Regions from separate parts of the Homo sapiens genome. Here regions 1, 2, 3 and 4 are each linked to region 5. Evidence: chromatin loops called from intact Hi-C (ENCODE). Cell type or tissue: endothelial cell of umbilical vein. All regions are shown on one strand. Region 1 holds the start of LOC105379162 (a long non-coding RNA gene). Region 2 overlaps LMNB1 (lamin B1). Region 3 has its middle 25 kb from the start of SPMIP10. Region 4 holds the start of LOC105379198. Region 5 has its middle 12 kb from the start of MARCHF3.

The links. A loop is a pair of places that touch in the nucleus more often than their neighbours do. Peaks named below come from ENCODE experiments on the same cell type or tissue, not always from the same donor. Only the 100,000 strongest peaks of a DNase experiment are listed, where the experiment ranks them.
Region 1: it touches region 5 in a loop (8-fold over the local background); 9 of 110 quality-filtered maps call a loop at or near these places.
Region 2: it touches region 5 in a loop (4-fold over the local background); 2 of 110 quality-filtered maps call a loop at or near these places.
Region 3: it touches region 5 in a loop (4-fold over the local background); 7 of 110 quality-filtered maps call a loop at or near these places.
Region 4: it touches region 5 in a loop (7-fold over the local background); 8 of 110 quality-filtered maps call a loop at or near these places.

What each region holds. Positions count from the first base shown.
Region 1 is chr5:126,674,130-126,679,129 of GRCh38, reverse strand. LOC105379162 (a long non-coding RNA gene) reads left to right here and starts at 4,154. Exons shown (of 3, transcript XR_001742530.1): 1 at 4,154-4,312. RefSeq lists an enhancer at 3,417-4,011. In endothelial cell of umbilical vein, a CTCF peak has its summit at 2,849 (motif pointing left); a DNase peak (open chromatin) is centred at 2,829.
Region 2 is chr5:126,809,556-126,814,555 of GRCh38, reverse strand. It overlaps LMNB1 (lamin B1), which reads right to left. Exons shown (of 11, transcript NM_005573.4): 4 at 4,206-4,376; 5 at 2,658-2,783. Among named protein-coding and RNA genes, the nearest start is that of LMNB1, 35 kb to the right of the region's middle. In endothelial cell of umbilical vein, no CTCF peak of the experiment used is centred here; a DNase peak (open chromatin) is centred at 2,885; H3K27ac peaks cover 3,092 bases.
Region 3 is chr5:126,654,425-126,659,424 of GRCh38, reverse strand. No RefSeq gene overlaps it. Among named protein-coding and RNA genes, the nearest start is that of SPMIP10, 25 kb to the right of the region's middle. In endothelial cell of umbilical vein, a CTCF peak has its summit at 2,835 (motif pointing left); a DNase peak (open chromatin) is centred at 2,824.
Region 4 is chr5:127,226,561-127,231,560 of GRCh38, reverse strand. It overlaps LOC105379198, which reads left to right and starts at 1,177. Exons shown (of 5, transcript XM_041680488.2): 1 at 1,177-1,181; 2 at 1,614-1,846; 3 at 1,900-2,320; 4 at 2,643-2,710. The coding sequence starts at 1,177. It also overlaps a transcript of MEGF10 not described here. RefSeq lists silencers at 1,660-1,719, 1,870-2,289. In endothelial cell of umbilical vein, no CTCF peak of the experiment used is centred here; DNase peaks (open chromatin) are centred at 1,870 and 2,050; H3K4me3 peaks cover 788 bases.
Region 5 is chr5:127,039,953-127,044,952 of GRCh38, reverse strand. It overlaps a transcript of C5orf63 not described here. Among named protein-coding and RNA genes, the nearest start is that of MARCHF3, 12 kb to the right of the region's middle. RefSeq lists an enhancer at 3,329-4,172. In endothelial cell of umbilical vein, a CTCF peak has its summit at 2,161 (motif pointing right); DNase peaks (open chromatin) are centred at 2,192, 3,172 and 3,972; H3K27ac peaks cover 2,373 bases.

The sequences.
Region 1 (5,000 bases), 370 kb after region 5:
CAGTCTCTTTTCTGCCTATAGCAACATACCAAGGCCAGGATTTTTCTTTCTCTATTGGGTGGTCCTAGTGAAGCCTCATGAAACTATAGGTATGAGCTGAAGGAAAAATGTTTGTGTAAGAATAGTGGGTGATATGTCAGCCTGGACTACTGACATCAGTTTGTACAGATTATTTGTGCCTTCCGGACCTACCTGATCCCAGTTTCAGATGTACTGTTTCCACCTTATGATGGAATGCACTGACATCTGCGAGTTTATGACTTGGTAGATCATAATAGGCAGCTCACTCTAATTTCATGATCATTGGATGTCTCATAATCAGTCTCTTCCAGGTCCCAATAGTGTGTGAGAAGCTGGGTTTTTTGTTTGTTTGTTTTTGAGACAGGGTCTCCCTCTGTTGCCTGAGCAGGAGTGCAGTGGCCTGATCTTGGCTCAATGCAACCTCTGCCTCCCGAGGCTCAAGCAGTTCTCATGCCTCAGCCTCCCAAGTAGCTGAGACTATAGGCCCATGCCACCACACCTGGCTAATTTTTTGAATTTTTAGTATAGATGGGATTTACTATGTTGGCTAGGCTGGTCTTGAACTCCTGAGCTCAAGTGATCCACTCACCTTGGCCTCCCAAACTGTTGGGATTACAGGTGTGAGCCACCACGCCAGAGCTGGTTTTTGTTGTTGTTGTTGCTTTTTTGTTGTTGTTTGTTTGTTTGTTTCAGATGGAGCCTCGCTGTGTCATACAGGCTGGAGTGCAGTGGCACAATCTTGGCTCACTGCAAGATCCGTCTCCCAGGTTCAAGTGATTCTCCCACCTCAGCCTCCAGAGTAGGTAGGGTTACAGGTGTACACCACTACGCCCAACTAATTTTTGTATCTTTAGTGGAGATGGGGTTTTGCCACACTGGCGAGTCTGGTCTCAAACTCCTGACCTCAAGTGATCTGCCTGCCTTGGCCTCTCAAAGTGCTGGGATTACAGGCATGAGCCACCGCGCCTGGCCCAGAAGCTGTGTTTCGAATGGTATATAGTTTTGTTGCCAGTGGCTTGGCCTTGCCCCAGAACCCTTCTCATCTGCCCTGAGATTCTCATATTTGAGCTTTTACACTGCATCTTTATCTACCACAGATACATCTAGTACCTTAGAATCTCCTTGGTCATATGGCCCAAGTGGTAATGTTCCTTGCAGTGCAAACTGGATCTACTATAGAGCCTTTTTCTGCCCTGGGTTTCACTTAAACTGGTAACTTTAAGGCTGGAGGCGGTGGCTTACTCCTGTAATCCCAGCACTTTGGGAGGCTGAGGCAACCAGATCACCTGAGGTTAGGAGTTTGAGATGAACTGGCCAACATGGTAAAACCCCGTCTCTACTAAAAATACAAAAATTAGGTAGGTGTGGTGGTGGGCACCTGTAATCCCAGCTACTCGGGAGGCTGAGGCAGGAGAATTGCTTGAACCCAGGAGGTGGAGGTTGCAGTGAGTCGAGATTACATCATTGCACTCCAGCCTAGGCAACAAGAGCGAGACTTTGTCTCAAAATAAAAATAAAAATAAATAAATAAACTGGTAACCTTCATCATCATCTAATAAATGAATCAAAGCAGTGTTCTCCAAGTGTGATACATAACTCCAATATGCATAGTGGCCTACCATGCTCTGTGCTTTTTTCTTAGTGGTAGGAGTTGGAAGGTACAATAGCTTGTTCTTTACCATAGAGGACATGTGCCGGCATGCCTCAGAGCACTGGACCCCTGTAAACTTCACCAATGCATGTGGCAGACTCCTTTAAGGGCTTATCTTCTACCTTCTGAAGTGCATGTGTCTTATCAGCAACCCAGGGTACTTCTTATGTTCACTTATCATATCAACATAACTGCTGAATGTGAAATTCTGTGGAATGGCCACATGATCTGGGTCCCTTTGGACTGCATTGTGATGGAGAATAGGAGCGTTAACATAGTCCTGACACAAAGTCATGAATATATTCAATTGCATTAATTTATATTTATATAGTTGCCAGTCCAATAGCTACACACCACATATCAAAATCTATGTTAATCTGTTCTAGTAAAAATAATACTTCCAGTCCAAGAGCTTTAAATGGGGATACTATTTGTTGAGTTTCTGGTAGTCCATGTCATCTGGCACAATTCATTTGATTTTTGCAGAAACCAAGTTATTGAATTAAATAGGGATATGTGAGAATCATTGTTTCTGCATCTTTTAATCCTTGAGGATGGTACTAATGTTTACTAGTCCACCTAGGATACAATATTGTTTTCATGATATTGCTATTTATTTACTTCAGTGGTTTGTTTTGTTTTGTTTTGAGACAGGGTCTCACCCTGTCACCCAGGCAGGAGTGCAGGGGCACAATCATGGCTCACTGCAGCTTTGACCTCCCTGGCTCAAGCGATCCTCCCACCTCAGCCTCCTGAGTAGCTGGGACTATAGGCATGCACCACCATACCCAGCTAATTTTTGTATTTCTTTGTAGAGATGAGGTTTTACCATGTTGCCCAGACTAGCCTCAAACTCCTGGGCTCAAGCAATCCTCCTGCCTTGGCCTCACAGAAGGCTGGGATTACAGGTGTGAACCATCTCGCCCAGCCTATCTTCAGTTTTTAAAGTTTTTATTTTGAAAGAATTACAGACACACAAGAAGTTGAAAAAATAGTACAGTGGCCCTGCATGCCCAGGTTTCCCCTGCTTTCTCCATACACTCAAATGCCAGAGCCATTCCACAAGTTAACACAACTTCTAACTACACTTCGTCCCCAGTAAACTACAGGTGAACATTTTAGCAATTGCATCATCACAGTAATTCCCACCACCGATGATGGGGTTCTCACTGCCATCTAGTGGACGAGTGATCCAATGTCCAAATCTAGATCTAGTCACTTTCCTAGGCCAACTTCTGTCACTACCTTTAGATTATGTTCCCCGGTGGGCAGAAACTGAGGCAGGAATTCTTCCTTCGGTGATTTTAAGAAGGAAGCTGGGAGTAAGAAAAGTAGAAGACACCAGGGAAAAAGTTAGGCAAAATGACTTCAGAAGTTTAGCCTCCTGGCCGGGCGCAGTGGCTCACGTCTGTAATTCCAGCACTTTGGAAGGCCGAAGCGGGTGGATCACTTGAGATTAGGAGTCCAAGACCAGCCTGGACAGCATGGTGAAACCCCGTCTGTACTACAAATAAAAAAATTAGCCGGGCACGGTAGTGTGTGCCTGTAATCTCAGCTATTTGGGAGGCTGAGGCAGGAGAATCGCTTGAACCCGGGAGGCAGGCGGAGGTTGCACTGAGCTAATATCATACCACTGCACTCCAACCTGGGCAACAGAGTGGTGAGACTCTGCCTCAAAAAAAAAAAAAAAACAATAATAATAATAATAAAGGAAATTTAGCCTCCACCTCATCCCCACGGCAAGCTCTCAGCTGTTAATTGTACCACAGAAGTTGTCCCACCCCGAGACCAGAAGGCTGCTATATCTCTTCATCAGTGAGTCTTTGGCCCTGGCTCCTCCAGGAGGAGGACATAACCTCTCAGCCATCATCTTCAGGACCCACTTCTAGGGGAGGAGGCTCCTCTCAGCCAACAACAATCCTCTGTGAAAGGACAATGGCCTGAGCCATTAGCAGCCAAGGCCTGTAGCAGCTGGAGGGTGAATGCACAGCCTGGTGAGGGGGTATGGGCAGGGCACCCAGCAGCATCTGCTCTACCTCCCCTAGGAGATGACATTCAATTTAAAAGCTGAACAATGTGGCTGGGCAAGGTGGCTCACCCCTGTAATCCCAGCACTTTGGGAGGCCGAGGTAGGCGGATCACCTGAGGCCAGGAGTTTGAGACCAGCCTGGCCAACATGGTGAAACCCCGTCTCTACTAAAAATACAAAAATTAGCCAGGCGTGGTGGTGCACACATGGAATCCCAGCTACTCCAGAGGCTGAGGCACAAGGATTGCTTGAATCCGGGAGACAGAGGTTGCAGTGAGCTGCGACTGCACCACTGCACTCCAGCCTGGGTGACAGAGTGAGACTCTACCTCAAAAAAAAAAAAGGAAAAAAGAAAAAACTGGGCTGACTTTCTTTTCCGGCTCAGCCCGCCTGCACCCAGGTGATTAAAAAGCTTTATTGCTCACACAAAGCCTGTTTGGCGGTATCTTCATGTGGATGTGCGTGACATTTGGTGCTGAAAACCTGGGACAGGAGGACTCCTTTGGGAGACCAGCCCCCTGTCCTCGCCCTCACTCCATGAGGAGATCCACCTACGACCTTGGGTCCTCAGACCAGCCAGCCCAAGGAACATCTCACCAATTTCAAATCGGGTAAGCGGTCTTTTCACTAAACTTCTGCCCTCCATTCCCCCTTCTTCTCTCAAGAACTTAAACTTAAATGTCTTATTTTCTTCTACAATACTGCTTGGCCCCAATACAAACTCGACAGTAGTTCCAAGTGGCCAGAGAATGGCACTTTCGATTTGTCTATCCTATACAAGATCCTTATACAAGATCTAGATAATTTTTGTCGAAAAATGGGCAAATGGTCTGAGGTGCCTGACGTCCAGGCATTCTTTTACACATCGGTCCCTTCCTAATCTCTGCTCCCAATGCGACTCTTCCCAAATCTTTCCTCTTTCTCTCCTGTCTGTTCCTTCAGTCTCCACTCCAAGCTCTGAGTCCTTTGAATCCTCCTTTCCTACGGACTCATCTGACCTCTCCCCTCCTCCCCAGGCTGCTCCGCGCCAGGTGTAGCCAGGTCCCAATTCTTCCTCAGCCTCCCCTCCCCCACCCTATAATCATTCTATCACCTCCCCTCCTCACACCTGGTCTGGTTTACAGCTTCGTTCTGGGACTAGCCCTCCCCCACCTGCCCAACAGTTTCCTCTTAGAAAGGTGGCTGGAGCTAAAGGCATAGTCACGGTTAATGCTCCTTTTTCTTTAACCGACCTCTCCCAAATCAGTTAGCATTTAGGCTCTTTTTTCTTTTTCATCAACTATAAAAACCCAGCCCAGT
Region 2 (5,000 bases), 230 kb after region 5:
AAAAAAAAAAAAAAACCAACTTGCAAAAATGGGAATTCAATTAACAGGGAAACAGCCTTGAACCTAGGTTAGAACACATAGCTACTAAGTTTCAGAGCCCACTACTACTTATTAATAACAGTCTCCTCATCCAAAGCACAGTGAAGATCAACCTCAAGAGAAGATCTGTACTAAGTAAATCAAATGGATTAGGCAGCAGCCAAAAAAATAATAATACAGTAGGAAAAAATAAAATTGAGGGATAGACAGTAACTAGTAGACAACTTACTATTAGTAAATGGAAAAGAGTAGTAAATGCCAACTCAGTACAAGAACAGAGAGGCCCATTTTTGGAAAAGTACCTGTTAAGACAGTTGATATAGGCCAGGTGCAGTGGCTCACGCCTATAATCCCAACACTTTGGGAGGCTGAGGCGGGCGGATCACCTAAGGTCAGGAGTTCAAGACCGGCCTGACCAACATGGAGAAACCCTGTCTCTACCAAAAATACAAAATTAGCAGGGTGTGGTGGTGCATGCCGGTAATCCCAGCTACTAGGGAAGCTAAGGCAGGGGAATTGCTTAAACCTGGGAGGCGGAGGTTGCAGTGAGCCGAGATTGCGCCATTGCACTACAGCCTGGGCAACAAGAACGAAATTCTGTCTCAGAAGAAAAAAAAACAACAAGAAAAACAAAGACAGTGATACAGTCTGTGTGTTTGTGTTCCCACAAATTTCATGTTTAAATCCTAACCCTCAAGGTGATGATATTAAGAGGTAGGGCCTTTGAGTGGTAATTAGATCATGAGAGGAAAGCCCTAGTGAATGGGATTCATGCCCTTATAATATAGGGCCAAGGGTGCTCATTCACCCTTTAACCATGTGAGGACACAGCAAGAAGGCACCATCTATAAATCGGGGAACAGCCCTCACCAGGCAGATATCCAATCTGCCAGTGCCTTGATCTTGGACTTCCCAGCCTCCAAAACTGTGAGAAATAATTTCTGACATATCTGTTGTTTATAAGCTACCAAGTCAATAGTAGTTTGTTATAGCAGCCCAAAAGGACTAAGACAGATGGTGCAATGGAAAAAAAGATTATCTGTTAAATTTCTAAAAGTAAATCTTCTTTGAAGAAAATGAGTTATAAAAGGAAAAACTGGGAAGGAGTAGAGAAACCCATTTATCAGTCTGCAGCCTCTGGGCAACGGGCAAATCATTAAACTCACCTAGATCTGTGGTTACATGGAATGAACTCAGAGGTGCTTCCAGCTCTGCTATTAAATGAAAATCTTCAAAACACTATCAGCACAAAATAGGTTTAAAATAATTTAAAAATTTGTGCCGTAAGTAACAAAGCACATGATAGACAGTGTAAAAGCCCCTGTGTTAACTAAATTATTTTATATCACCCCATTTTATGGGACTCATTTTCTGCTTTATTTCTAAGTTCCTGCAACAGAGGTCATCAGTTTTATAATTAGAAAAATATTTTACTAAAAATGGTAAAAAGAAAAAGGAAGGAAGAAAAGCCCAATCAAGAGTAAAATAGGCTGGGCACGGTGGCTCACGCCTGTAATCCCAGCACTCTGGGAAGCCGAGGCGGGTGGATCATGAGGTCAGGAGATCGAGACCATCCTGGCTAACACGGTGAAACCCCGTCTCTACTAAAAATACAAAAATTAGCCGGGCGTGGTGGCACGCACTTGTAGTCCCAGCTACTTGGGAGGCTGAGGCAGGAGAATGGCGTGAACCCGGGAGGCGGAGCTCACAGTGAGCCGAGATCGTACCACTGCACTCCAGCCTGGGCGACAGAGTGAGACTCCATCTCAAAAAGAAAAAAAAAAAAAAAAAAAAAAAAGTAAAATAAAGTTTATTCTCATGTGGAAAATTCAAAACAAGATTTCCTCCCTTGAGGAAAATAGAAGCGGAAGTTATTTCCAAAATAATTAAGGTGACGAGTTAATTGCTGAATCATTCTGAATGCAGTATATGGAGTATATGTACTTTGTGTCCACACTGACATCACCCTAGGCTAAAACTGATCTGAAGTAGTGTCCATGCCTGCTTAAGCAGCACCTGAAGCACACCATCACACCCTGATAGGCAGCCAGTCAACACAGCCGGCAATAATGCCATTTGTCACTTAGGCGTACCAACGAATGAATGAGTCACTAAATTCTTATCGGAATATGCAAATTAAAGCTACTTTCCTGGATCCTAATTGTTATATACTTTAAGCACTAAAGAATTTGTCTAGAAACACAAAGCATTCACCACCCACAAAGAATTTTTGCATGTTTTTCTTCATTTTGGTTTTCAAATGATATAAAAAAGGAAGGTGTTGAGAATAACTCTGTAGAGATGAAGCTGTTAGACAGGTCGGAAGATCCGGGTCCTAGGGTAAGTACAGTGAATAAACTAGCAGGCTCCTTCCTCAAGGGCAAGTCCCTTAGCTCTGTGTAATCTACTAATTAGGAACAATAGTATCTGCTCACAGGATGTTTATGCAATGCAAAATGAACGAATCTAGAAAAGTACTGTGAAGACGAAAGCACAGGATGACACCATCCTCTGTAACAAACAGAGGGAGGAGTGACATCAGCCCAAGCAAAGCAGGTAGGTGCCCGTGGTGAAGGTAGCCTTCAAGTCTAACTTCTTACAGAAAGATGATTATTTACCTCTTTCTGTAGATTAGAAAGCTGGGATGAAAGGCTCTCAATTCTCATGCGGCTTTCCATCAGTTCTTCCCTGGCACTGTTGACAGTAGAAGTATTCATCTCTGATGACAGTCTGGCATTCTCAAGCTAAAAGAAGAAGCAAAGCATAGTCAGTCTTATCTAGAACTGAAACAAAAAAGGAAGCATGATTCACCTCAAGGCATTTCAAACCTAAGTCCTGCTGGTAACTGGTAGATGAAACACAGGAAAAGCATCATGAAGTTTGCTGATATGGTGTGAATGATGGTAATTCTGTGTGACTTTTAGAGTCACTTCCTAAATAATGAGCTTTAAGAATGCTAATATACCTAGGCCTTTACCCAAAGCTTATTACTTCAATATTTCATCTATTAAACCTTTAATGTCTAAGATAACACTGATAATAAGAAGACTGGGCAATAGCAACTTGACTGTGGTGGTGTCTGTAAGAAAAGAAACATCACATATCCCTAACCCACCAAATCCAATACAGAATGTAAACCAACAAGCAGAAAATACTAGTTTATAGATTCGTTCAAACCAGATAGAAACACTTCCTTTCAGAAGCAAAAAAAACTCCTTGAGTAAAATACAAATCCCATAACACTATTGTGTATGTGTGTCTCAGGGACATGCTCCTGTGTCTCCTCCCTGGCTCCCTGTGAGGCCACAGTCTGTGACGGATCCTTACTTTAGCTCCTTCACTGTATAGCTCAATGTGTGATATTAGATAAATGTTATACAACTGAAGTTACTGCTTATAATAAGATCTTTCACTTTCACTAACTGCTACTTCATACAATAGATAAAAAGCAACATGAACAGTTTAAAGCCATGCAATGAAAATTTTCAATAACTCTGTGACTCTAATATTCTAAGTCAACCACAAAAAAGTCTTTTTAATCAAATCATGTAACATTTAAAACACAAGGCAAAATCATTTACCAGGGAAAGCCTGTACTAGTTGGTGATTTTTATGAATTCTTGTAAGGTCAGCTAATATAAGTGGGAAGTTTCTACAATATTTTTTTAAGTGAATAATAGTGACAGAAGAAGAAATAGCAGAGACTTTCCATTTGGCCCTTATGCAAAAAAGCCGGAAGTGTGGTAGTCACAATCTATGCACAATGATGACATGAAAGTGAGATCTAATGCAGTCTGACATTCATTCATTACTAAATGGATGTTTATGTAGGACAGCATGATCAGTACTTGTTATTGGAAGAAAGTTATTTCACATGGTTTGGGTTCAACTACTATGGCATAGTACGAATGATCAATGGGACAAAAAGACAAAACCTAACCTCTAATAAAATTGCAACAACCCTACATTCTTCTAGTAATTTTTAATAACATTTAGTTTATAGAAAACTGCACTTTTTTGAAAAAATCAATTTTCTATATATTTCATGGAGACTAGGGGAATCATTTTTAAAAACTAGAACAAAATAAACATAAAGCCATGTTCATCATGGGAATTGTGAAGTAATGATTTTAAGTGTTCAAAAGAATCTTCTGAAGAGAGCTCACTTTGGCATGGTAAGTCTGCTCCAGCTCCTCCTTATACAGCCTCACTTGGGCATCATGTTGCTCTCTCATCTCATGAAGGGCTTGCGCCAGCTTGTACTCATACTCAATTTGACGCCCAGAATCCACCTCTACCAAGCGCGTTTCATGCTTCCTTCTGGTCTCGTTAATCTCCTGGGGAAAAAACAAAAAGCATAAAGCCAAGCTACTTACCATGGCTGCATTGGTACACATCTGAGTGACATCACAGCCATCTGAAGTTTTACACACGAACTTCCTCCTGTTTGTCCTCAGGCGGTCATGTGAATAAACACTTTTTTGCCTCTTAGTTTTCAGTTGAGGTTTTTGAAATGGAACTAATGACAGAAGTGGTAGCATCTCAAGCCTTAGGAACTTTCTATTCCTTTTCAGGAGCATAGCTATTTATTTTTCTGAAGCCAAGGAAAGGCCTGGATGGCCTACTAAAACTATCTGCAATCAAGGATTTATACACAGTATACTATACTAAACACTAAGCAAAAATTATTTTTCTGAATTGTTTCATTGATAATCTTAAGAACATCTCTGAAAAAACAGCACATGGAAAGTTAAACTTAACAGTTGTGATAAATTCATGTAAAGATTTATGTGAAATGAAACTATTTTCTTTTCTTTTCTTTTCTTTTCTGAGATAGAGTATCACTCTGTCGCCCAGGCTGTTGTGCAATGGTATGATCTCAGCTCACTACAACCTCCGCCTCCCGGGTTCAAGCAATTCTCCTGCATCAGCCTCCCTAGTAACTGGGATTACAGGCACAT
Region 3 (5,000 bases), 390 kb after region 5:
CAACGGTGCGATCTCAGCTCACTGCAACCTCCGCCTCCCAGGTTCAAGGGATTCTCCTGCCTCAGTCTCCCAAGTAGCTGGGATTCCAGGCCCATGCCACCACGCTTGGCTAATTTTTGTATTTTTAGTAGAGATGGGGTTTCACCATGTTGGCCAGGCTGGTCTCAAACTCCTGACCTCAGGAGATCCACCCACCTCAGCCTCCCAAAGTTCTGGGATTACAAGCATGAGTCACCGCGCCTGGCCTAAGAATGCTATTTTTTGAAATAGAAAATGTATATTTATATTAGACCAGGAGCTCAGTCCTCAAGTAGGTTCAAAACTCTTTCTTTGTGTTTTTGTTTTCTTGTTTTTTAAGAGACTTTTCTCCGAAAATAAGAAAAAAGAAAAAAAGTTTAAAAAAAAGAAAAAAAGGTAAAAAAAAAAAACAAAAAAGGAAAAAAAGAGTTAAACTTTTCTCCTAGTAAAAATGGCCAAGTAAAATGGCTAAGCTAGTAAAAATAGCTAAGAAGTCCAGAGTTCATTGTTACAAATCATTTACAATGAAGATTCATCTGTTTTTTGGGAGGAGTTTGGGGGGACAGTGTCTCACTCTGTCACCCAGGCTGGAGTGCAGTGGTGCATTTATGGCTCACTGCAGCCTCCAACTCCTTGGCTCAAGCTGTCTTCCTACCTCAGCCTCCCAAGTAGCTCCGTGCGAAGCACTGTGGTAAAAGTGAGGGGAAATACCAAGAGGATTAAGGCACGGTCTCAGTCCTTAAGAAGATTTATACAGGCAGAATAGTGATAGAAAACACTGAAGCCCAGCAAAAGAGATTATTTCCAACACGACAGATATGAGAGGGAAGACTTCATGGACGAAATGCAGCTGAACTGGGCTTTGAATGGCTGGAAGGTCAGCATATGGTTATATCCAGCAAGTTTGAAAAACAAAAGAGCTAAATCCAAGAAAAAGCACAGGCTAGGTATGAGGACTTTGAAGGAAGTTGTTGCCGAGAAAGGAGTGTGAGTGCAAGCGTATGTGGGGGCGCTGGGGGTGGTATGACCATCATACAGTAAGATGCAGCTGTACTAATGAAGATTGACTGGAGTTGGATGGTGATGGTCCCTATAGAACATTATGTTGTGGATGTTTGAATCATTAATTTTTTTGGTAATAAAATATGCATAACATAATATTTATTATTTTAACCATTTTTGAGTGTAAGTTCAGTGGCACTAAGTACATTGACATTGTTGTGGAATCACCGTCACCATCCATCCACAGAACATTTCATGAATGGCTTTTTTTTTTTAGACAGTCTTGTTCTGTCACCCAAGCTGGAGTGCAGTGGCGATCTCAGCTCACAGCAACCTCCATCTCTCGAGTTCAAGCAATTCTCATGCCTCAGCCTCCTGAGTAGCTGGGACCACAGGCCCGCGCCACCACGCCCGGCTAATTTTTTTAATTTTTAATAGAGAAGGGGTTTTGCCATGTTGGCCAGGCTGGTCTCAAACTCCTGACCTCAAGTGATCCACTCTCCTCGGCCTCCCAAAGTGCTGGGATTATGGGCATGAGCCACCGCACCCTGCCTATGAATGGCTTTTTAACAGAAAGATGAAGGGACCACAGGTGACTACATCATTCTAGTAGCAGCATACAGAATTAACTGAATTGTCCCAATTTATTTATGGGAAAGGTGAGAGAGGAGGCAGGGGATGAACTAAGAGGTTATTGTAAGACACTTGGTGCCAGGAGAGTAGTTCCCACAGTGAAAATTAAAGAGCGGACAGCTATGCTAGGTGTGGTGGCGTGCGCCTGTAGTCACGGCTTGGAGGTTGCAGTGAGCTCAGATCGCACCACTGCACTCCAGCCTGGGGGACAGAGTGAGACCCTGTCTCAAATAAACAAACAAAACAAAACAAAAAACCCATCATTACCACCACAAAATAAAAACAATATTGTGAATTAGCTATCAGTATCCCCACTTTCAAGATGAGAAGCTGAGGATGAGGCCTGTGGTGTATGGAGCATGCTTAAAGTTGCACAGTAAGTGATGGAGTCAAAACTCAAATACCGGCCGGTCACGGTGGCTCACGCCTGTAATCCTAACACTTTGGGAGGCCAAGGCAGGCAGATCACCTGAGGCCAGGAGTTTGAGACCAGCCTGGTCAACATGGTGAAACCCTGTCTCTACTGAAAATACAAAATAAATTAGCCGGGCATCGTGGTGCACACCTGTAAACCCAGCTACTTGGGAGGCTGAGGCAGGAGAATCACTTGAACCCGGGAGGCAGAGGTTGCAGTGAGCTGAGATCGCACCACTGCTGAGATCCAGGCTGGCTGACAGAGCAAGACACCGTCTCAAAAACAAACAAATAAACAAAAACAAAAAACACAAAAAAACCTCAAATCCTAGTTGGTCTAACTCCCAAGTTGATGCTTTGAAGTACTGTACTAATGGTTTTTAGTTTGTCCCTGGAAAAGTTTGGTTTTCCTGTTTAAATGTATTCTCTCTTGTTTTCTCTTTTTCTACTTTCAAAGTTTTACATATCAGATAAAATTCTCTGTGGCTTAGTAAAGTGCTAGGTACTAATGAGAATAATCCAAAGGCTATAAGTTTCCATTTGTTGATAATACTCCACTTGAAAACTTGTTAGTTACAGAGGCACTGATAGATGTTTATGTCTAACTTCTATAATATCATAATATCTCTAGGAAATATAATATCATATTTCTAAAGAAAAAGTTTTCCCTTAGTAAAAAAGAGCAAAACAAAACAAACAAAAACCCCAAAACAATTTATCAGAAAGGCTTTGCTTTTTCTTAAGCGACGCAACACCGACCTCTTCTGGTCAGGAAGCGGAAGTATTAGGCAAATAATGAACTTGGAAAAATCAGGGTGGAAAAGTCAAGTTAAGGAGAAAATAGACTAGGAAACAGGTTTCACAGAAGACTTGACATTTATCTTGGATTTGAAACTCTAACAGACAGAACAGAGGGAGAGTGCATTCCACACGAGGAGCAGTGTATACAAAGCAAAAATTGTTCCGTCTTTTCTGATAAAATACATCTGCTGTAGATAATTTTTATTTTCTTTCTTCCTTTTTTTTTTTTTTTTTTTTTGTTTTGAGACAAGGACTTACTCTGTCACCCAGGCTGGAGTGCAGTGGTGCAGTACGGCTCACTGTAGCCTCGACCTCTCAGGCTCAAGTGGTCCTCCCACCACAGCCTCTGGAGTAGCTGGGACAACAGGAGTGCACCACCACGCCCAACTAATTTTTGTATTTTTGGTAGAGACGGAGTTTTGTTATGTTACCCAGGTTAATCTCGAACTCCTGGGCTCAAGCAATCCCCTTGCTTCAGCCTCCCAAAGTGTTGGAATTACAGGTGTGAGCTATCGCCCAGCCCAGCCATGCTGTTGATAATTTTTAAAGGTATAAGGATATAAATAAGAATCATCCATAACTCCTCCATGCAGAAATAATACTGGAAACAATTGGATGCACTGACTTTGTTTTCTGGTCATATGCGTTATTTTTGTCCACAAAACTAGGTAAATCTCAACTTATTTAGTATTCTATCACACACATCTTCCCACATTCTAAAAAGAAGAAAAAGATGTTTTCTGAAAGGCAGGCTTCTATCAGTAAATCACGTTAAAGTCAGAGAAGACGTCTTACTGAGTATTTTTATATTGATCCCCATTTGCCAGGGCCTCACTGAATGCCCTGAGATTCACACAGCTTGGTGAGTGGGGTGCTGGCTAGATTCCAGCCACTGCTCACCTCCTCTCCCATACTCCCCTATATGGGATTCACCTACAGACCTGCTCTTGGTGATGCTCAGCCTGACAAGAAGCTAATGAGTAACTGTGAAATGTAATCACCAGTATTCTCAGCATATGAAAATTATACTCACTGGCATTTTTTGCAATCACTGGGACTAACCCACCCAGCATAATATTCTGCTCTCTTGTGCGGAAGTTTACAATCTCAAACTAACAAATTGTGGAAGAAGAGGGCTCTGAAAGGAGTAGGCCAAAGGTATAAATTAATTAGAGTTTACATTTAAGAGAGTGAAATTAAATGAGGAATGATAGAATTGCTCATTGGGAAATAACTTGGAGGGGTCACAGAAACTTAGGGAAAATTAAGCAGAAAAGCAGAAAAATGGATATTTTAGGATAATGAGATAGTCTTCGAGTCAGATCTCACAGAATGGTGAATGGATTAGCATGGTCAACCTAAGTAACAGAGAGAGGGTCTCTAAGAGAAAATGATATTTGGGAATAAAGCTTTGCAATCATTAACTATATGTGTATTCAGGGAGGTAAAAGAAGACAAAGGATTTTTAAAGGAAATAAGGAGGATTATATAATTGTTTTATAATAATTATCTTTGGCTACGAAGATCAATAACAAAGGTGATACCAGTCCAAAGGTGGACAGGCAGTTGCAGGGCAGATGTCCTTACAGAAGTATTTTTTGTTTAAGGTTTTGGTAGCTTTTGTGTGAGGCTGTGGTTTTTGCAGAGCCTTTTGTGATGTTTTTGTTTTCAGGCATACAAGTGTGAGAACTCTCTCTTCGTAGCCTTTCTGGTTCTATTTGTTAGGGTTTTGTGTGTGTTTTTTTTTTAACAGTAGTGATTTTATTTTCATTCTGACAACTTTCACATTTTCCTCTGTTGATCAAGGTCTTTCTCTGAAAGTATCACTGATTAATCACCCTGTACTTAGGTATTTTGCTTTGTTTGTTTTGTTTTTTGAGACAGAGTCTTGCTCTGTCACCCTGGCTGGAGTGCAGTGGCAAGATTTCAGCTCACTGCAACCTCTGCCTTCCCAGTTCAAGCAATTCTCCTGCCTCAGCCTCCAGAGTAGCTGGGATTACAGGCATGTGCCACTACACTTAACTAATTTTCATGTTTTTTATAGAGATGGGATTTTGCCATATTGGCAAGGCTGGTCTCAAACTCCCAGCCTCAAGTGATCTGCCGCCTCGGCCTCCCAAGGTGCTGGGATG
Region 4 (5,000 bases), 190 kb before region 5:
ATAAACACTATGAAGAAAATAAAGGGGTTGATGTGATAGAGTAATTTTACAGGGTCACTTGGAGTGCAGCTGTCAGGGAAGGCTTTTCTGCCATTTAAGCAGAGACCTGATGGATGGGAAGGTGCTAACCAGATTCCAAGAAAGAGTGTTTCCGGCATCACATCCCTAATATGCCCAAGACACAGGAAGGAGGCCATGTGGCAACAGCAGGGAGCAGGAAGAAGAGAGGGACCCTAGCAAGATCAGCAGAAAAGGATGAGCTCATGGAGGATCTAGCAGCCATGCTGAGGAGTTTCGATTTTAATCTAAGAGTATGAGATTTATTTGATGTGCTTTAAGCAGAGGAATGAAACCATTTCATTTTTGTAAACATCACGATGACTACAGGGTGAAGAGTGGAATTAGAAATATCAATTAGGAGACTACTGCATAAACTCAGGAGAGAGAAGGGGGAGGATTCAGTTCTTTAGAGCTGAAGCTTATAGGACTTACAAATGGATCCCGTGTAAGAGGTAGTGGGGAGTCACCAAGATAGTGTCCAGATTTGGGCTAAAAGGCTTGGGTGGATGGTGGGTGCCCTTCACTGACACAGGACAGCATTCCAAGCCTGCCTTGCCCAACTCTGGGCAATTTTGCCTCTTCAACTTTGAAATAAAGGCGTTGAAAGGGACTGAATAAGTGGCACTAAAATACCACAGTTCTATTGGGTTATTAGGACACAAATATGTTTTTCTTGCTTCCCATTAAGAAAATAACACAAGATTTAAAATGACAGAGGCTGACATTCAAATCAAAGATCCACAAACCTACGTGGTATTGGCAAACAGATTCCACGTGCCTCAGTCTCCCCATCTGCAAAATGGAATCACAAAACAGGCCTGCCTCACTGTGCTGCTGGGAGGGATACATAATATATGTAAGGAGCCTGGAATATAACCGTTCTTGGTCAGTCCCACATTCTCCTTTCCTGACAGACCCAACAATTGTTTATTTTCTTTCTTTCATTCATCTCACTTTCTAAGTCTCTTGGCTCTAGGACTTTTCTCCAAGGATGAACTAAGATCTGGGACTCCCAGAGCAGATTTCACTTGTGTCCTTCCCTCCCTGGGGTGGTCGCTTAGTCCTGGACCTCTCTGCCTTCCCGCTTGGATGTAGACCATTTAAAGGGTGAGCGCCATGCAGTTAGCTTCAAGCCTGGGGACACCGGGGTTTCAACACCAGGGTTTTAATATCGGAGCTTAATTTTGACGCATACTTTTCCCTGCCTTCCAGCTCCACCCCTTTCCCTGATCAATGGGGCTAGGAAGGGGAAAAAGTGAACAGCAAAAACCAGTCCTGAGAAGAAAATGGGATGGAATGGCTGCTGATGAGAGAGCTCTCATCCCCTGAAATCCCACCAATACGCTTTTTTGCTGCCGATGGCCATAGTACTTCACACTTGGGGAACGACATGGACAAACTACAAGGGATATTACAGTCTCATCTGCTGCCTAAAACTAAATTACCAAAAACTAAAATTTTAGATGCCATAAAAATTCACTGATGAACTCTTTCGTTTTTCTTATTGATGCCTCTCTTTTTCATTTATCTCAATTGCCCATTTTTGCTTTCAGGAATAAAGCCAAAAAAACAGAATTCTCCAAGTGTCAAGCAAAAACACATACTTTGCACACGTTTCTCGAGGTCCAGCCCGAAAGCCTGCGCCCTGGGCGTCCCTGCTTCGGCCCCCAGAGGGGGGTGCGCTGCTCGCTCCCCTCGCTCCACCTCCCGCGTAGCCTGCGGGCCCCTGGCGGCCCAGGGCATGGGGCAGAGACGCCATGCCGGCTGATACACACGCCCGGAGGAGGTGAGGGAGGAAGCCACTTGAAAATAAACAGGTGCCGTAAAGGGCATAGGTAGCTTGCCCGGGTTTCCTGCTTCCTGGTCGCTCGCGCTCGCCTCCCCGCCGCCTCGCCTCCCCTCGAGCAGCCTCCGCACCCCGTTCTTTCACTCCTCGGCGCGTGAGCTCCTGGCAGCCTCACCCTTTTGCACATGACGCGCCTCCCCGGGTCTCCCGCAGGCAGGCCTCGCTCCTCCCTCCGCCAGGCCTGCCCGGGAGGCCTCGACCCGGCGAGGTGACCCGCCCCAGGGTCGCCGGCGCGAGGACGAGGCTGGCGGTGCGCTGCTTCCTCAGAGCCGCTTCCTCAGAGCCGGCTGCGGCGGGCCCGGGCGGGAACCACGGAGCCCAGTGCACCAGCCTCCTCGGTGCTACCGCGGGACACAGAGGAAACAGGAACAGCTGGTTTCTGTGGGCAGGCCCCGGGCTGGAACTAGAGCCAGGGTAAGGGAAGCAATAATAACATCTCACATTTGCAAGAGGGCTTTATGCTTTCCAAAACGCACTCACAAATACCCTGGCTTATGTTACTTCCTGTAAGGTGCGCAAGTATTAGGGACCCCTTTTTACAAGTGAGAAAACTGAGCCCATAGGAAGGTTAAGCATTAGTGACAGAGCTGGACTGCACTCCAACGCCACGGTGAGAGGTTTGCCCAAACATCCCTGACCTGTGTAACATCTGTCAGGAGCTTAGCGCGATGAAGATCAGATGACTCAGCGGCTCCAAAGCTTGAGAGCCCTCACTGTGGCCCTTTACTGTGTCCAGGTGCGGCCGGCGGGGGACAGGGAAAGAGATCACAGCGAAGACCCAGAAGAAACAAAAGGCAAGCGAATGTAAGAGCTTCACCACCTTCCCACTCCAGGACGGTGGACAACAAGAGGTTTGAAAGCTGTGATGTCCTCACTGTCTTCCGTCCCTCTCACGGAATGAAAAGTCGTTTTTGCCAGAATATTATACCTGCAAGATCTCACGGGGAGGAGACTGCAGCCCACCCGCTGGAGATTTTTGCCTACAGAAAGCTTCCCTTTTTTTCCAACCCAAAGACAGACTTTTATAGCCTCTCCAACTCCCCTTGAATTTTTAAGAGAGAGAAAGAAAAGCCCCAAAGTGAAAGATAGTGGTCATTTATGCCTTGGAAAGATAAATGGGTGTTTTAGTTTTGTTTTTAAATGAATTTTCCTTTTCTAAAGAATTTCTTTCAAAAAATTAGTGGGAGTTGAGGTGAGGCATGTGTTTTATATTTTTATATCCACTTTAGTAGGTTTTAATATAACGTCTTGAGTCCCTTTTGAATTTCTTTATGACCCAGGTCAAGCTGCCCTGATTCAGGTTCCACGCAGCTAAAAATTAAATTGTAGCTTCCATCCATGTCACAAATATGTAAGCTGGGGAGGTAACCTACTATCAGGCCATATTTACAGAATGGCTAAAAAACTAAGCTAAACTTCTCGAAGATGTCAATACCTAAGTGTCTTTGGGATACTTCCTGAAACTACCTGTGAGAATCTGTTCATTTTTTCTTTTAATTAGGACTTTATTTTACTGAAAAAAAAAAAACTTGAATGAAGAGAGCCAAAGTACATGGTGATGTGAGTGTGAGTCATGGAACTTGTTCTTTTTTCTGAATAATTATTTCACTTAAGAAGACATCCAGATACATCCAGATAATTTGACTATTTGCCGACCTCTTGGATGTACCATAGATTCTTATGCATTGGATCCTTGAAGACTTAACGCTTCAGGATGGCATGCTGGGCACACAAGTTCACTTCCCCCTTGCAAAGCCACATGACATTTACGGTAAAGAAATAAGGCAGAAATAAAGCCATGACACTACTGTGACCAGAAGGAAGGCCATCCGAGAGAAATATACTTTTGTGAAGTTCTTGGCAAGAAGAAAGAGGAGAGGACCAGGCCGGGCGCGGTAGCTCACGCCTGTAGTCCCAGCACTTTGGGACAAGGCGGGTGGATTACAAGGTCAGGAGATCGAGACCATCCTTGCTAACACGGTGAAACCCCGTCTCTACTAAAAGTACGAAAAATTAGCCGGGCGTGGTGGTGGGCGCCTGTAGTCCCAGCTATTGGGGAGGCTAAGGCAGGAGAATGGCGTGAACCCAGGAGGTGGAGTTTGCAGTGAGCCGAGATCATGCCACTGCACTCCAGCCTGGGCAACACTGCAAGACTCCGTCTCAAAAAAAAAAAAAAAAGAAAAGAAAAGATAAATAAAATTGATAATTTGACTATTTGCCGACCTCTTGGATGTACCATAGATTCTTATGCATTGGATCCTTGAAGACTTACACTTCAGGATGGCATGCCAGGCACACAAGTTCACTTCCCCCTTGCGAAGCCACATGACATTTATGGTAAAGAAATAAGGCAGAAATAAAGTCATGACACTACTGTGACCAGTGCAGTGGCATGACCATAACTCACTGCAGCCTCAAATTCCTGGGTTCAAGGGATCCTCCTACCTCAGCCTACTATGGAGTAGCTGAGACTACAGGCACGTGCCACCATGCTTGTCTAATTTTTTTTTTTAAGTACTGGTAGAGATGGGTACCTTGCTTTGTTGCCCAGGCTAGTCTTAAACTCCAGGCCTCAAACCATGCTCCCACCCCAGCCTCCTGAAGCACTAGGATTACAGGCATGAGCCACTGCATCAAGCCCAAAAGAGGCTTCTTATAAAAAAGGAACAACCAGAAAACAAGAAAGGGTTACTGGAAATTAAAAATATGGCTAAAGTGCCTCGTTAGCTCAGTCGGTAGCGCTTCAGTCTCATAAAAATATGGCTGCTAAAAAATTTTACCTGTAACACAAACACTGAAAAATGAAATCAAGGAAATCTACCAAAATGATGAGTAAAAAGAAATAGAAAGTATGAAACAAAAGTTACAATCAGAGAATCAATAGAAGTCCTACACCCGCCTAACAGAACTGTCAGAAGAAAGCTGAAAAAAAAATGTGCAGGAGAAAATCATTGAATAAACCATAGGTGAAGAACGGATAAACAAAATGTGGTATATACATACAATGAAATATTATCCAGTCACAAAAAGGAAAGGAGCTACATGCTACAACATGGATGAACCTTGACAACATTATGCTGAGTGAGAAAAACCA
Region 5 (5,000 bases):
GCAGGCAGTGTTGGGGCAGTACTAGAATGAGGTAGCCGGCCGGGCACGGTGGCTCATGCCTGTAATGCCAGCTCTCAGGGAGGCAAGAGGTGGGAGTATAGCTTGAGCCCAGGAGTTCGAGACCTGCCTGGGCAATATAGCAAGACCCCGTTCTCCAGAAAAAGGAAAAAAAAAAAAAAAAAAGCATAGAATGAGGTAGCCATAACATTCTACCTGGCTTTTGGCTGAATTGTGGGGAGGAGAGTTCAGAGGCCTCAAAAGTGACCCTGACACTGGAGAGTAAACCATAGTAACCCATTATAGTCCACAGATATGCGCACCAGACCCATGACTCTTGTTCACCATAGAGACAGGATACTTTGATGCTGTGACCCAAAATCCTGCACCTGGAACAGATTTGGTACCTCTCTATTGACACAGAAATTCATGTTGAGCATGGAGACATAATCAAGAGAGAATGGCCTCATTCGATCGGTCTTCAGCTTAGGCACTGACATTTTGCATTTTACCTCCTCTCTCAGGTTCAAAGATGACTACCAAAGCTAAACCTCTGAATTCTAAAGTCTACAAGGACATAAAGCTTCAGGGAAAGGGGAAATATTAATATTAATATTAATGTCATACAAAAGAGGAGAAGCAGCACATAGGAGTGCCAGCTAATAGACTAGTAGTAATAAGAAGAATCCAACCATAGGCCTATATTGAGAGTCATGGGCATCCCTTCTTTATGCTGAAATGGTATATTTGAACGGAATTCCTGATGGAAAACTTTCTATCCTTAGAAATACTGTAGGCCAAATATTAATTGGAACTTTTGTTAATGATTTGAGAACACCAAAAAGTTTAGATGATACAAGTTAAAGGCAAATTGAGCCCATGGCCTCATTGTGCTACTTAGAATACCCTGTGACCCAGCTCTCCTCAGAAACCCTGATGGCTTTGTTGCAGCATTGCATTGCACAGAAGACCTCAGTGGTGGTCCTGAGTCCTCACAACAAGGTCAACCCGTGGCCTGGCCACTAAGGCAACAGAGAGGGAAATAAATTTTAGAAAACGCTTCCCTTAAAAATGAGTTAAAATGTACATTTGCATCATGAGACTAGGTTAACTGTCACCTGAGAAAGTCCTATATTCAGAAAGACTTAATCCTGGACCAGGTAAATGAGGCATTTGCTGTATGTTCTTTGTTATGAATTTAATGCTACAAAGAGAAAATGGGCATTGATGCATAATCTGGGTAAAAAAGAGATGTCAGAAGTTGGGAAAGAACTGCCAGAAGAGCTATGTTTTAGGATTTCACTCCACCTTACCCTGTGTTTTCTTGTAAAGATATTCTCAAAATTAGGCCAATTTCACTCTTTTAAGGTCAGAGGAGATTAAGATATTTAGAAATCAGATTGTGGGATTGATTCCCATTGTGATTGCTGACTTTTAGTATCAGCCTTTTGTTCTGCATGGATTCTCTCATCTTGCAAACTAGCAAGACTCCTGAATTTGGCAATGATCCTGCTCTGTGAAGCATTCTCAAGTTAGGGTTCTTATCAATGTCAGATTTCACTAAGCCAGTAATAAAGGAAAGGTTGAGAGAGCAAAGGATGTCACTGAGTTGACACCTAACAGCACAAAACAACTTGTCAGCTGGCAGGACAAGCCAGCATGTTCAGGGTGGTCACAGCCTTTGAGTTGGAAAGATAGTCTTTTAAACATTCTTACCTCACCAAATAACTTTAATAGATAAAATTTAGTTACTCCCTCCCACTTTTGTTCTATTCATTTAAAGCAGTGTTTTTTAAAAATTTATGTATATGTGACTACATGAAAAATACATTACTGTGTTTCTTGATGTTTTATGACCTGTACACAAAGTGAGACCAGCAGATGCCTTCAAGAGAAATAAAGGACACTGCTGTCATTCTAACTAAATTGTCCAGAGGAGGAAAGAAGAGTACAAAAATGATTATGAATACTTAAGAAGAGGCATGACTTTGTCATTGGTGTGGAGCCTATAATTATGTGCAATTCCCTACTTAAGACTTTTTAGTTATGCTGAACATTGAAAAAAAACTAAACAGCGGAGAGGAGAAAAGAAAAGGGGAAATTTAAACATTTAATGGAACACATTCATTAAATGGAGACATCGCTTCACCATAAGGGGGCAGTTAAGGGTTTGGTAGTCCTACTCACTTGCTATTGTCAAATCATTTGTTTTATCATGGATTTGAGATCCTTATAAGTCTTCATTATTATTTTGAATTCAAGAATGATTCCTTCTGCTCACAAAACATGATCACTTTTCATTGATTTTTTTTTTTAATATTCTGACTGGTTTTGCATATCTGGAAAAGATAAATCTTCAAAATTTGGAAATAAATATTTTTCCTCCCTGCCAAATCCATAATATGATCCCTTTCTGTCACTGACAGCACCATCAGATAAGTGGACGTGCCTTGCTTGGTTAGAAGGATGCTGCGATTTTCAGCAGGAACAAGAATGTAGTTACAGACCCAGCCTAAGACATGTTTAGGGCACGTTGTTACAGATTCTTTTTGGTTCTGTTCTAGAGATATCTTCTTAAGTCCCAATTTGACATTAGAAATTCTCATTCAGGGCCAACGTCCCCAGCAAACCAGGTATCCCACAGGCAGGATTCACCTTCAGGACTTGGGAGGAGGCCCTCAAGACGTGGGCTGCAGCAGGAGACACAAAGACAAGAGACTAAAAAAATACAGGGGCTTGGCCTCTTCAGATTCTTGGGATCTTCCTCTCCTCCTCAAACTGGAGCCTGAGTTTACCCCAGAACTGATGCTGAGAACAAATTGGGGAGGGAGAGGCAAATCTGAAGATGTGCAAACCACAAAAAACTGGAGGCATGAGAAACTGAAATCTAGGATTCTGTAATAGCACCAATATTTGTTGTTGTTCCCTTCCATCATTTATAAGTAAAATGTGAAATAAGACAAAGGGAATCAGTTACTCTACCTAAAGCTGTATTTTCTAGTTTTCCCCAGCTTTTATTTTTAAAAATACATATTTTATTTTATTTTATTCTGTCAGCAATCCCGTGATATAAATAGGGCAGGTATTACTATCCTTATTTTTGAGATGAGAACAGTGAGTCCCAGAAAGAGGAAATGACTTTATAAGGTTATGCAGTGAGTCAGACAGCCCAAGGAATAATAAATACCCAGTTCTGCTCTTATTTAATCCAGAACATTTCCCTTCCTGGCTTTAAGCATCCCTTTCCTCCTTCTCCCTTTGGTGGTTCTCTTTTGAACATGATCTCTCACCAACTGTGGATGAGTCCATGTTCAGAGTTGCAGAGAACTGTTGTTTATAGATCCCCCAAGGGGCTATTTTCGTTGCTTACCTGCGAAGCCCCTGTGATGGAAGTCCCTTAGAGGCAGTTGCTGGGATTCTTCTCACCTGAGACTGCTGTAATTAGCTCTGCTAACAACTGTGATCTGCGATTGAACATTGTTCACTGACAGGCACAGATAAGAGCTGCATCTCAGTGAGTGGTGTTCTAAATGGTGTTCTCCACTTGATAAACTCCTGTAAGGCACTTGTCAGGGTCACTGTTCTCAAACTCAGCTAGCAGCAGGCAGTTTCACCGTAACACCTTCCAAAACACACAAAAGAGGTTTTAACAGATCCCCAGGGAGTGCACCGCCATGCACTGGGAGAGACTTTATATTTTGACCTTGCCCAGGATTTGCCTGCCCCTCCTTCTAATGGAAAACATAGGTGTGGCCTTGCATGAGAAAAGGCAGTCTTTGTCTTCCTGATCCTTGAGACGCCAAGGTTTCAGATCTCCCCATAAGAACACTTGTAAGTGAAAGTATAATGGGTGATACGTTCAGACGATGCTTTTCAAAGCCTACACTCTTAATAGAAGCAAAACAAAATACTGCTTATGAACACCTGCTGGTGAGGACCCAGCCAAGAGGCAGTGTGGGCGTTGGATGGGAGGTGTTGCCCTGGCAGTAAATCCAAGTTGCTCACACCAAAGGAAGTGTTTCTAGGGAAGCTATCTGAGCAAGAGGTAAATACTTAGTCATTCGGAATAGTCCATAAATGACGACTGCTTCATCTTCAACAAGGGGAGGTCTGATTGGAAAGTGCTCACAGAATGATTGGATTGCATTTCTGTCTTCAATCCACCTTTGATTCACAATATACATTCCTTTGTTAAAAAATTGAAGAATGTCTGTAATCAAACCCTTGTTAACAGATGTAAAGAGCTACAATTTGCTTGCTGGACATTATTTCAACAAAAGTTTTTTCATTCAAAATAATTTGTCAAAAAAGGACCCATGCCCTTACGTGGTTTCAGATAGTGTGCTGTCCAATTTGTATGCTTTTCCACCTACTCCCCCAGGGCCATCAGGGGGTACGTGAGTTTAATGATTCTACTTCTTAACCATTTCTTAAATCTGCCTCCTTGGTCGGGCGCAGTGGCTCACACCTGTAATCCTAACACTTTGGGAGGCGGGAGGATTGCTTTGAGGTGGGAGGATTGAGGTGGGAGGATTGCTTGAGCCCAGGAGTTCAAGACCACCCTGGGCAACATAGTGCCCTGACTCTACTAAAAAAAAAAAATCTGTCTCCTTGTTTCAGTCCTCACGGCTTTTGCAGTAGTCGAAGGCTTCTTCATCTCTCACCTACACATTGCAATGCCTTTGCCTCCTAAATGGCCTCCCTTACTCACTGCTCTCCTATGCCATCTTCTATCTACCTCATCACCACTTCTAATTATCCTTCCAAATCACAGGTCTGATCATCCACTCACAGACCTATCGTGGCTTTCCATTGCCTACAAAAATGAAAACCAAACCACAGAACTTAGCATGACAGTAAAAGCCCTGCATCTAGCCTCCATCTACTGTATCCTTCATGCATCTTAAACTCTTGTCTATTCCAGATAACTTGCCCTTGCATGAAAGCACCCTCACTTTGAGTGTCTCTTTGAGCATACCTTCCCTCCTTTCATCCACACCATC